Regions from separate parts of the Homo sapiens genome. Here all the other regions are linked to region 3. A link is a contact called in ENCODE Hi-C or POLR2A ChIA-PET data. All regions are on one chromosome and are shown on one strand. The core of a region is the stretch at or near the end of the contact, and the rest is flanking DNA. Distances in the headings are between cores, read along the strand shown. Region 1 holds the start of WDR25 (WD repeat domain 25). Region 2 holds the start of CYP46A1 (cytochrome P450 family 46 subfamily A member 1). Region 3 holds the start of GSKIP (GSK3B interacting protein).

Region 1 (3,735 bases), core at 583-3,082, 4.0 Mb after region 3:
CAGCCAATTCTGGAGCAGGTGAGAAGAGAATGTGGCCCAGGAGTGTTTCTGGATCCCTGGAATACCACCAGGAGGTAGAATACCATCCTTTCTATCTTGGCCCCAGAGTGTAGGTGACAATACCTTTGGACTGGCAAGTTCCCAGAGGACAAGAAAATGACTTCTTTAGAGCAAGGATTTCTTGACACCTTTTGGGACCCATCATGTTCCATTTTTTTTAAACACTAAAAGAAAGATTGCTTTCCCCGCCAAATAACAGCATGAACATTATCTTAAAAGGCAAAGACATTAATTTCTATGAAGCCAGGCACGAGACACTTTTGGGTGTCACAATAAGAATGACAATACGTTCTGATGTTGAGCACAGAAGGAGGGTGCATCAGTGAAAATTATGACAGACAGCATGACGGTGCTGAGAGGCAAGCTACGGATCCAAGCCCGCGACTGCTCAGCCAGGATCTCTGTTCCCTATGGGAGCAGTGAATCACCTGAACTTTGGGTCAATGGAAGAAGTAAAATGCATAACACCCTAATCCTAAGACACAAGTCCTGACCCCCTAAACCAAGGTTTTCAGCACTTTGCTAAAAACACGAACAAGCTCTAAGCCTGGCAAAGATGGCAATACATACCCAGGTTGTGGAAGACACTGCAGAGGTGGCCACTGGTCACGCTGGGCAGTTGAGCTGCTGAGAGTGCCCTGCCCAGCCAGAAATGGTCTTTAATACTCTTCCCCTCTTTCTTTCAGTTTCCCTTCTGAAAAAAGATGCTTTTGTCTTTCGTTCTCCCCACCCTGCATTCAGCTAAGGGTTTCTTATAAATCACCCAGATTCTCAGAAACACTTGAGCTCTTGACCAACCTTCTTGATGAGACTGTCCAATCAGGGGTGGGTTGCCTGGGGGGCCAGGTTGAGACCAATGAAACCCTCTTGAGAATCGAGCCATTAGCTGGTCATTGCATCAGCCACCCCTCACCCCCCGCTGGCCTCCAAATAACCTCCCCACCCTCTTCCCGTTCCCCACCCTCAGCGTCAGTGTGACTGATTTTGTGTAGTCGTGGGCGGTGGAAAGAGAAACTGTAAATTCCCCGCATCTGTTCACCGAGGCGGCACAGTGCAGTGGAAAGATCAGGAGTTCTGGGGTCACAGACGCCTGGGTTTCAATCCCAGCTTGGACTTATTCGAAACCTTGGGCAAGGGTCGCATTACTTTTCTGCTTCCCCTTCGGTTTCCTCATCTGTGGAATGGGCATGGAGAAGCCTGCTAACATTACCGTTGAGGGGACTAAGTGCAACACTACGCAAAGCCTCTGGCACATGGCAGGCGCTAAATAAAAATGGGGGCCTCTCTCCTCGGGAAAAGCGAACAGGCGGAGACGATGAAGGGTGCCAGTGGGAAAGGGAGACGGGGTGGGTCGGCGGCGCTCAGAGGAAAGGGGCGAGGGGTCGGTGGCAGGCTCCGCGCCTCACAGTGCCAGAACGCGGCGGGCAGCAAGCCGGGCTCTAAGGATACTCCCGGGAGGGCCAGGCCACTGGGCGCCGCGCCAGCGTCCCTCCATCACTCCCTCCCTTGTTTCCTCACTCCGCCCCGGCCTTACTCCCCTCGCTTACCCTGCCCAGCCGGGCCAGTCAGCGCTCCCGGCTCAGCAACCGGCTGTCTCCTGGGCGTCCGTGGAAACGCCGTCCGGACGGAACAACTTCCGGCCCGACGGCGCCGTCATTGGCTGTTCGCGCGGGGGCGGGGCAGAGGCCGCCACTGATTGGCTGGCGGCCGCGGCGTCGCGTCGGAACGTGACTGGATGGTAGTGTGCTGGCCGGTCTGCCTCCGGGAGAACCGAGCGCTTCCGGTGCGTGTGGTGAGCGGCGGGCCCCGGGCTGGAGGGGCCGGGACTGGGCAGCGCCTAAAGCGCCCCGTGCCGCTTAACGCGGTCTCTCATAGCCGCTCGCCTTCCTTTCACTTCCTGTTCCTTCAGAAAGCGCTGTGCCTTGGACCAACCTTACTTCTTACTATTGACAGCTCAGCTAACTCCTATTCATCCTTCAAAACCCATCTCTGGTCGTATCTTGTTTGTTGCTTTCATCGCTCTGGGGCCTCCGGGGGGATCTGTGTTTTGTGTTTGATTTCCACCCACACCAGACCCAGCATAGGGCTTGACAAAGAGTACGTAATCAGGAAATGTTTGTTGAATGGGAATATCCTATTTCTTTTACTTCCTAGCATCTCCCCCTCCCACCCGTTTGCATTCCAGAAATATTTTTAGACGCTGGGCATTGAATAGTGAACAAAACACAGAAAGTCCTGTCCTCATGGGGCTGACTTGCTGATAGTGACTGTCAGAGTCACTCGCTCCTTCCTTAGACTCTTCTCCAGTGTCCCTGCCTTCCCTTCCATCTTACTGTCTGTTCCTCTTCGTTTAATCCCTCATCTCCTTCCAGAGGGAGCACGGGCACCCTGGTGGTGGGAATCTGGGTGCATGGTGGGTGGTGCCTGGGCAGAGGAGTTGAGAGTGGCCTCGGGACCAGGCTTAGCATTTAGAGAACAGAAATGCCAAATTATTTGCAGTGCACGGTTCCATTAGTTTATAATTAGTCTTTCATATTATATTAGTTCCATTGGAGATGAGCTGGCTGGCTGGCTTTAGAAGTTGTTGTTGTTGTTGTTGTTTTTTGAGACCAAGTCTCGCTCTGTAGCCCAGGCTGGAGTGCAGTGGCGTGATCTCCACTCACCGCAACCTCCGCCTCCCGGGTTCAAGCAATTCTGCGGCCTCAGCCTCCAGAGTAGCTGGGATTACAGGCGCGCACCACTGCACACGGCTAAATTTTTTTTTTTTTTGTATTTTTAGTAGAGACGGGGTTTCACCATGTTGGCCAGGCTGGTCTTGAACCCCCGACCTCAGGTAATCCGCCCTTCTCGGCCTCCTACAGTGCTAGGATTACAGGCGTGAGCCACCGCGCCCGGTCGTTTTATTTAAACTCTGGCTTTGCGTGTGGAAGTTGTTACCTGCCTGGAATGGGCTGCGAACGGGGGCGGCATTACTAGAGGAGGCTGACTACAGACATTTATGGAATGATGACCTGACTTGTAGACCAGTGGAACCCTCAGGCGAATGATGCCACTTGGGGGAAAGGTGTGGAAGAGGTTGGGTGGTTGATTCCAGGGGACATAGAAACCCATTGTCTAGAAGAAGAGATGGGTAATAGGCTGTCTGGAATGACTTAGAAAAGGACTTGGAGGGAATCTGTTGATGCTGACCTGACTCCACCTGTTGGGGGATGGAGGCGGAGCTTGGCGTGTTTGATTAAGGTTGGGTGCACTGGGTTTTCTTGGAAGTCGGTCTATTGCCTGAGCGTTCTGTGCTGTTCCACCGCGCCCTCTGCTGTCCTAGGAGTGCCTAGCACCCTTCTTTTTCTCTGGATTGTGCTTGGTGCTAACAGCACAGAAGTAAAAAATTACCAAAGCACTTCTTTCTGGGAACTAATTGATAACCATGTATTGTGTATGATGGTTCAGAATTTCAGAAAGATTTTTTTTTTTTTTGAGACGAAGTTTCACTCTTGTCGCCCAGGCTGGGGTGCAATGGCGCGATCTTGGCTCACTGCAACCTCTGCCTCCTGGGTTTAAATGATTCTCCTGCCTCAGCCTCCCGAGTAGCTGGGATTACAGGCGTGTGCCACCACGCCCGGCTAATTTTTGTATTTTAGTAGAGACAGGGTTTCACCATGTTGGCCAGGCTGGTCT
Region 2 (3,804 bases), core at 239-2,738, 3.3 Mb after region 3:
AGCCCACAGGGGACCTGGTGGCTCCGTTCCACACCTCACCCCAGCAGGGCCAGCCTGAGTTACCCTGTGGGCCTGCGGCTGCCTGTCACCGCCGCCACACGGGGGCGCCATAGCAAGCCAACATCCCCGAGTCCAACTGGGCGGCCGGGCCAGGCGCCGGGGGGATGGATGCTCTGCTGCCCACCTGTCCAGGCTGCGGTGGCCCCGAGGGCAGAAGTCCCGCCTCCTCCGTGCTGGGCACGGCTCTTAAGACTTGGCCGTCTCCGTCGCCCCTCAGCCCACACCCCTAACAGCCATGTCCCATGTCCCTAACTATACCTGGGAAGGCGGTACCAAGGTCCCCTTCGTTTTCCAACCCCCAACCTCTCCAGGACTGGCTCAAGCGTGGGGCAGGGGCATTGCCTCTTCTCAGAAACCCAGCAGCATCTACACTCCCTGGGCCTCTACCTCCAGCCCGGGGGACCTTTACCTGGGCTAGGAGTGGGCACACCTGGCCTTCCCCTGCCACGACTTTCACGCTGGGTGGTCCCTCGGGATAGGAATTGGGAACTAAAACGCCCAGAATTGGCCTCATCTTCATACGGGATGGGCAAGGAGACGCGGGTTACGACAGAGGGGGAAGCCCTGGTCATTATTTCGAAAATACCTTCTCCTCCGCTACCCCCGCCTCCCCGGCACATTTCCCGCTTTCCCTGGAGGGCGGACCCAGATTTTCATCCCTCCAACTCCAACTCCTTCGGGCCTGAGCCAGCGCCTCAGATGGGGCTTCGCCTGGTCTAGGAGGGTCCGCAGGCCCCCGAGTCTCTGGGAGAACAGCCTCCGGCCACGCCGTGCGCTCTCGGTCGCAGACACAGGCGTCCCTGGGTCCCGCAGGATCCTGCCACCAGCCCGCGGGCCCCGCTGGCGGACCACGGGCGCTAGGCGTGGACTGTCCGGGCGGAGGAGGCGCCCCGGGGCAACTGGAGAACAACTTTGGGGGTCTGGGGTTCCAAGGAGAAGTTTGGGAACAGTCGGCGTTATGCGGACTTTTGCAGGCTGGGATGGGGTTTCCGGGCAGGTTTGGGGGAAAAAGGAAGGGGCCTAAGACCGCGCGCGGAAAGATGCCGTTATTTGGAGGCGCCGAAGCGGGCGGAGCCAGCCAGCAGGACTTCGCGCCGCCGCCGGGCCAGAGCGCTGAGGATCGGCGTTGCCAGGGACAACGCGTTCTGGGCGGAGCTGCTGCTGGGGCGGACCTGAGTCTGAAGAGGTGGGGGCGGAGCCTGGGGGGCTGAGCCAGAAGCGGAGTTGTGATTGGTGAAGACCACATGCTCGGGGTGGGGCCTGGGCTGGGGCGGTGTGGAGGTTGGGGCGGAGCTCTGGGGGGCGGGGCGGGGCGGGGGAGGGCCCGGAGCGCCGGAGCCGGAGGCGGAGACGTGGTTGGCGGGGACTGTGCGCCCTGGGAGGGGTCGGAGTCGGCGGGGGCGGAGCCGAGCGGGCGGGGAGGGTGCTGGGTCGCGCCTGGCCTGGGGCCGAGGCGGCGCGCGGCGCTGACAGCTGAGTCGGCTCGCGGCCTCCCGGCCCCCTCGGCGCCCGGCCCGACCCTGGCCTGGCCTGCCCTGCCCCGGAGCCATGAGCCCCGGGCTGCTGCTGCTCGGCAGCGCCGTCCTGCTCGCCTTCGGCCTCTGCTGCACCTTCGTGCACCGCGCTCGCAGCCGCTACGAGCACATCCCCGGGCCGCCGCGGCCCAGGTGAGCGGGGCTGGGGGCGGGGCCTGGCTGGGGTGCTGGGACTGGGGGCCTGGGGACAGCGTCTAAGCCGGCGTCCAGGCCGGGGGTCCGGCCTCGCCTAGTGCGCGCGGCCGCTGGGAGTCGGCGGCCCCGAGAGGGGCGCTAACTATTCTTAGTAACAAATTACTCACAGCCGCAGCAGCTGCTGGGCGCCCACCGCGCACAGCTGGGCCCCACAAACGTGATGGCAGCCACAGCCCTTTCAGGTAGGCGCTATTGTTAACCCATCGTTCAGACGAGGAGACTGAGGCGCTCAGAGGCGAAGTCACCTGCCCAAGGTCACACGGTTGGTAAGCCTAGATTTAAGCCCAGGTCAGCCTGCCTCCAAAGTGGGCGCTGTTAACTTTGGGACTTGGACAGGGTCAGCCTGGATTGGAGCACGCTGTACTTCAGTCATGTTTCCTTTTGCTTGTATTTCTGTTCTGGGACACCCCATTTGTCTTCTCCTTAGTACTTACAATTGCATTCTTGGTCCCCACCCCCACGCAACTTACACCCCCCTCAACTTGCCAACCCCCCCCCACCCCCAGCTTAGCTTTGTGAAGCTTAAATTAAATGTGTCATTTCCCTGCTCCAAGGGCTTCCCATCACTTGACAACTAAATGCAGTTCTAAATTAAGTCGGCTGCATGGCCCGCGAGGCCCCTGCCGAGCACTCAGAACCCACTCTGCAGCTTGCTCTTTCCTCTTGCTTTCTCACTACTGCCCCCAGCCTTTCTTCTCCCAGCCTCCCCCTCCCCCCGCCCCCCCCGCAGCTTCCCTCCCCCCGGGTCCTTTTCTCAAGCCTGGGCCTGGCGGGCTTCTTCCTCTGCTTGTCTCAAACAGGCCTTGCCCAGCACCTTGTGTAAAGACCACCCAGCCCCAGACTTCTCAGGGGCCATCACCTCTGAGGTTACCTTCTTTCCACCTGTTGACTGTCTGTTCACCTGTTGACTGTCTCCCCCTCTAGAATGTGAGCCCCGGGAGGACAGGGACACTCTGTGTTCGCTTGTGTATCCCCAGTGCCTGGCGTGTTGCAGATCTCAATAAATATTTGTTGAATGAATGAATAAACAATTGTATTAGACACACTTTTTAAAATCTCAGGACATGAATATTCTGGAAGGCACCCATCTCCAGCACAAGCCAGATGTACTGGCGTTAGAAGCCTGAATCTCTGCTTGATGGGTTCAGGAAAGATCTCTGTGGCTGGTGACATAGGGAGGCACCTGTTCTCCCTGCTGGCTCTCTGCCCTTCTGGTGCTCTCTCTCTCTCTCCTTGCTTAGCTCCTCTGCCTTCTACTTTACCTGGATGCTTCTTCCCCCAGCCTTCCAGGTTTGGCTTCAATGCTAACTCCTCAGGGAGGTTCCTCCTGCTCCCCCAAAAATATTATGTTCATTTTATAAACCCTGAAATCACTGTAATTTTCCTTTACAGCATAATGTTAATTGGGCAATTATTTGTGCAAGTTTTTCCTAAGTGTCTCTTTTCCATGGGCCCCCTGTCTGTCTCAGTCACTGCTGCATCTCCGACATGTAGCAGCACATTGTACATGCATAGTAGACACTCTATGAATAGCAATTCAAGGTTGAATGGTGGAAATCTCCCGTGAGTTCCGTGGTGGACACTATCACCCTCTCAAGTTTTCAGAGAAGCCATCAGCACTTAGAATTGAATGAGTTTGGTGCTTGTTCTGATAAGTTTCATCGTTACTTGGTCTTCTCATAAACTCAAATGACCTGTTCTGGTCTCTGTGTCTTGAGAAAGCAGAATTTAAATCATCTTAAAAAAAATTGAAATGTAACTTGCATTCCACAAAATGTATTCTTTAGTGTATGATTCAGTGGTTTTTGGTACATTCACAGCACTGTGCAGCCATCGCCACCGATTTCAGAACTGTTTTGTCACCCCAGAAAGAAACCCCGTACCCATTAGCCATCACTCCTCATTTTCTCCCACCCCTCACAGCCCTGGCAACCATGAATCTGCTTTCTGTCTCTGTGGATTTGCCTGTTCTGGACATTTCATATAAATGGAATCATACAATATGTGGCCTTTT
Region 3 (3,850 bases), core at 874-3,373:
TGCCCACCTTATAGGGTTAAAGTCATTAAAGGATAATGCATACAAAGCCCTTCCACCCACAAAAGGCATTAATAAATCCTGAACCCTCTTTTTTCAAGATAACCTATTCATAACTGTATCAAAAGTATAGAATCATGGGTTGTTGAATTCAAAAATATCCTTCAGAATCCCTATCTTTTGGAAGAATTACAGGAATACAATACCATAAGACGGACGACACAGAGATGAAGTGTGTGCTCCATTAGTGTTTACTGAACTCAGGTGAATTGCTAAGTCCATTATCACTCGGCTAATTGTGGCGGTCTGGAGAGTCTCTCCAGGGGTAGGACTCTCACCTCCTGGTGAGCGACTGGGTCTTACTGCTCTCAAACCAGGGCTCTTTCCACTATCTTGTGTCCTCTCCCTAGTTTATGTCAGGTACATACTGATAAAATTATATACTGATTTATAGTCTCTAGCACAAATTCGCTTAAGGGTCATAATAAGGTATTTCCATAATTTAAGATTTTCTGTGGCTAAGGAAGTAAGGGTTGGGCAAAGGGTAGAAGTCACTCTATTCCTGTCAAACCCAAAAGTGAATATACTTTAAGTAAAATGCTATGCATTGAACACACAAATGCAGGTACGACTGCATGTGGTGAGTCGAAATTCAGATGAAGCACCTGTATAGCAATGAGTGAATTCACAGCCTCTAGATGACAAGTAGAAGGCAGGTTTTAAAATGTCTGAAAATTGCAACTTCAGCGCTTTTGCAACACCTGCTTTTACGATCTGTCACGTGGAGCAAAGAGGCATAACTCAACAGCACTACTAGGGCCAGACGACCATTCACAGGCTGGATACACAAACCTATCTTGTAAACATATAATCAAGCAAAAGCAGGCAAACCGGCACAAGAGGCCTTCACCTAACTTTCTTCCAGATGGCAAACGCTGCACGATGACAAACAAGGCAAACATGGTGCGCAAGCAGCCAACCCAAAACAAATAACTAGGGATTCTGACATCCAAAGGTCCTCTTCATCCTTAATCCTTCCAGAATGTCATCCCACAAGGCAGGGTTTGTTTGCCACAAAACCCTGCGGCCCCTCACATCCCGAGGGACAGTTCTGGTCACCTCCTCCCACGGACCTATTGAGCCTGCTTCACAGACCCCCGAAGCACTGACTCAATTATTCCCACAGTGTAGATTCCATTACATCTGTTAAAGTTTCCGGAACACGTGATTTAGGAGAGCAAACTTGTTAGAAACAGATTAAACAACACTCTAACACATTTCTCTGAGCCGTGTCACACTCGGGTCCAAACAATTCCCAAGGAGGGACTGACTGTCACCAATCTTGGATGGCACTGGTTCAAAGCGCCCTAAAGAGGGGAGCGAGCCCCGCCCGGCTCGCCGCCGGCAGCTCTTACCCATTTGTCCAAGGGGACCTGGGCGAGGGACCCGGTGCCTTGGTACAGGTCCAGGCTGAGCTGCTCCAGGCTCAGCTTCTCCTGCAGAAAGTGGCCCAGGTACCTCTGCAGGAGGTACCGGCAGGCCCTCTTCTTGATGGACTCCGAAAACGGCCAAGGCATAGTGACTGCTGGCAGCTGGGCTGACTGCGGCTGCGGGTTGCGACGGCTCCGGCCTCGGGGTAGCGACTCCGGCTCCAGGCCGCGGCGGGGCCTAAGCCTGGGGCGGCCCCTCCATCCCTATTTGGTGCCGGGAGTCCCTCAGGGAGACCCCATCGCCGGCGCCGCACCGCTCGCGCTGGGCCTGGCGGAGGCAAGACGCAGAGGGGTCCTCCTGGCCCCAGGCCAGGGGACTTCCGAGGAGGGTCCCAACCGGCTCGGAGAGAGTGCAAGAGAGCGCGAGAGGAGGCGGCAGGGGCTGAGGCAGCCACCGCCACTGCCGCCGCGCGACGAATTTGTTGTCATCCGCGAGGCGCGTTCCCGGCTGTAGGGACGCTCCTGGCGCGTTCACGAGACCCAGACTCCCGGCGCGCCGCCGGGCGCTGGCGGAAGTGACGCCACACTGGGGCCGCGGAAGGCGGGCAGAAGGGCGGGGGCTGGAGCAGTTCCGGCTCCGAGGGGGCGGGGCGGAAGAAGGCGGGGAGGGAGGGGGCGGCACCGCCGGTCGGCTCCAGTCGCCTCCGGAGGAAGGAAGAAGAGGACGCCGGGCGCGCAGGTGAGCGGCAGCCGGGGTGGCTGCGGGCGAGGGGCGGCCCCCGAGAAGGGCTAGGGGCTCGGGGCGCCGGCGGGCCGTCAGGCCTTCCGGATGGGGACGCGACGCCATGCAGCTGGCTGGGCCGAGAGGGGCGGCAGGCTGCAGGGGCCCCGCGCCCGTGTTAAGAGGGGTCTGGGGGCCGGTCTGGCCGGCCTGGCTCTCCCGGCTCCCCTCAGACCTCGGCGCCCCGGAAACGCACACTTGGGGCTCCGCCGTCTCCGCTGGGAGGACTGGAGCCCTTCTCGAGCATCCCCGCCCGCACCCGAGCATTGACCGGTGCCCATTGTCAGCAAGTTCTTCGGCCCCCGCCTCATTCAGGTATTGTTTCTGAGGCAGCTTCTTCGTTGCCGTTTGCCTGGCGGTTTGCAGAGCGCTTCTCGCATACGCTCGCTTAATCCTGGGTGTGTCATAGCAACGATCAGGAAACTTGGGTTTTCGAAGCATCTGTGGGCAAAACTGCATTCCTTGAGAAATGCTAAAGGCTCCTGACCCCGCCGGAACCTGGGTGAAGAACTTGGGCTGTTCTGGCAGTCTGCGCAATCGTATTTCTGCCTTTTGGGAGGTAACTCCTGCAGAGGCGGAGCCGGCTGTTAAGTTAAGTCAACCTCGAAAGGCCTGGGTGCGGGTGTTCTATGGCCCAGAAGCCAGATGTCCTTCGTTAGAATCCCGGCACTGACACCTATTAGCCGCCCAGCCACTTTGAGCGGCCACTGCCCTCCCCGAGCCCACGTTGCCTCCTTTGCCGAGTGTGAGCGGATTAAAATCTTATGTGCATGGATTTGTTGGGAAGATTAAATGATATGAGTAGGGCACGAACCTGAACAGAGTCCTGAAACATACAGCTGTTTAATCACAGTGAATTAAGACGACCAGTTTAAGGAGTGAAATGTTTACTGTCTCGGCAACTTTCATGAATGCCTTGGAAATACAGCCCAAAATATTGGTAGATGGAGAAACATCTGGTTCCCCTTTCCACAACCACCTTTTCGTTTTAGAACCAGGGTACTTTGTATGCAGTTGCTTGGATTGTTGATTTCCCTCATTCTTTGTAGACTCATCTCAAGTATTCTCAGTAACTTAGATTCCCTTGCTCTTCATTCAGAAATATTTGTTAAGGTCCATTAAATGAAAGTCACCACAGTTGATCATGTGAACAGTGTCAAGAATCAGGCCGAACCTTCAAGGAGTTTATGTTCTAAAACGGAAGCATGGTGGTACCTGCTTGTGGAGGCTGAGGCGGAAGGATCGCTTGAGCCCAGGACTTTGAGGCTGCATAATTGCATTGACGCTATCCATAGAGTGCCTGCAATTTCAAATATCAGAAAGGATCGTACGAGCTATGATCATGCCACTGCACTCCAGCCTGAACCACAGAGCAAGACCCTTTCTCTCAATAAAGTGGAAGTTTGTTCATTTATTCAGTAAATATTTATTGATTGCCTTCTGTGTGCCAAGCACTGTTCTAGGTACTGGGATTACAGCAGTGAACAGATAAATCTCTTCCTTCCTGGAACTTACATTTTATTGAAGGGAGGAGACATACAATAAATGAGTGAATAATATGCTTTGTGGTGATAAGGGCTGTTGGAAAAACGAAAGCAATGTAAAGGGAGTGGAGATGGGGAAGAGAGAAGGGACTTGCCAT

Evidence for each region. Hi-C counts contacts between places; a loop is a spot of excess contacts on that map. ChIA-PET counts read pairs that join two places held with the same protein, here RNA polymerase II (POLR2A). Pooled maps may share reads with other maps.
Region 1: a loop to region 3 is called in a map of naive thymus-derived CD4-positive, alpha-beta T cell, with 9 times the contacts of the local background. The contact joins the promoter of WDR25 here to the promoter of GSKIP in region 3. A Hi-C loop is called at or near these places in 1 of 168 maps with a recorded cell type or tissue (naive thymus-derived CD4-positive, alpha-beta T cell), 1 of 37 single-sample maps with no recorded cell type and 7 of 50 pooled maps. POLR2A ChIA-PET finds 5 or more read pairs at or near these places in 1 of 52 experiments (activated CD4-positive, alpha-beta T cell).
Region 2: a loop to region 3 is called in a map of CD8-positive, alpha-beta T cell, with 11 times the contacts of the local background. The contact joins the promoter of CYP46A1 here to the promoter of GSKIP in region 3. A Hi-C loop is called at or near these places in 3 of 168 maps with a recorded cell type or tissue (CD4-positive, alpha-beta T cell and CD8-positive, alpha-beta T cell), 1 of 37 single-sample maps with no recorded cell type and 8 of 50 pooled maps.

The regions. Positions count from the first base shown.
Region 1 is chr14:100,374,653-100,378,387 of GRCh38, forward strand. It overlaps WDR25 (WD repeat domain 25), which reads left to right and starts at 1,833. Exons shown (of 7, transcript NM_001161476.3): 1 at 1,833-1,843. WARS1 (tryptophanyl-tRNA synthetase 1) reads right to left here and starts at 695. Exons shown (of 11, transcript NM_004184.4): 1 at 631-695. RefSeq lists enhancers at 647-786, 797-1,156 and silencers at 1,667-1,726, 1,917-1,966.
Region 2 is chr14:99,682,810-99,686,613 of GRCh38, forward strand. CYP46A1 (cytochrome P450 family 46 subfamily A member 1) reads left to right here and starts at 1,489. Exons shown (of 15, transcript NM_006668.2): 1 at 1,489-1,727. The coding sequence starts at 1,609. RefSeq lists an enhancer at 1-53 and a silencer at 1,294-1,873.
Region 3 is chr14:96,361,403-96,365,252 of GRCh38, forward strand. It overlaps GSKIP (GSK3B interacting protein), which reads left to right and starts at 2,124. Exons shown (of 4, transcript NM_016472.5): 1 at 2,124-2,166. ATG2B (autophagy related 2B) reads right to left here and starts at 1,939. Exons shown (of 42, transcript NM_018036.7): 1 at 1,413-1,939. The coding sequence starts at 1,574. RefSeq lists enhancers at 499-568, 1,810-2,104, 2,025-2,845 and a silencer at 2,047-2,396.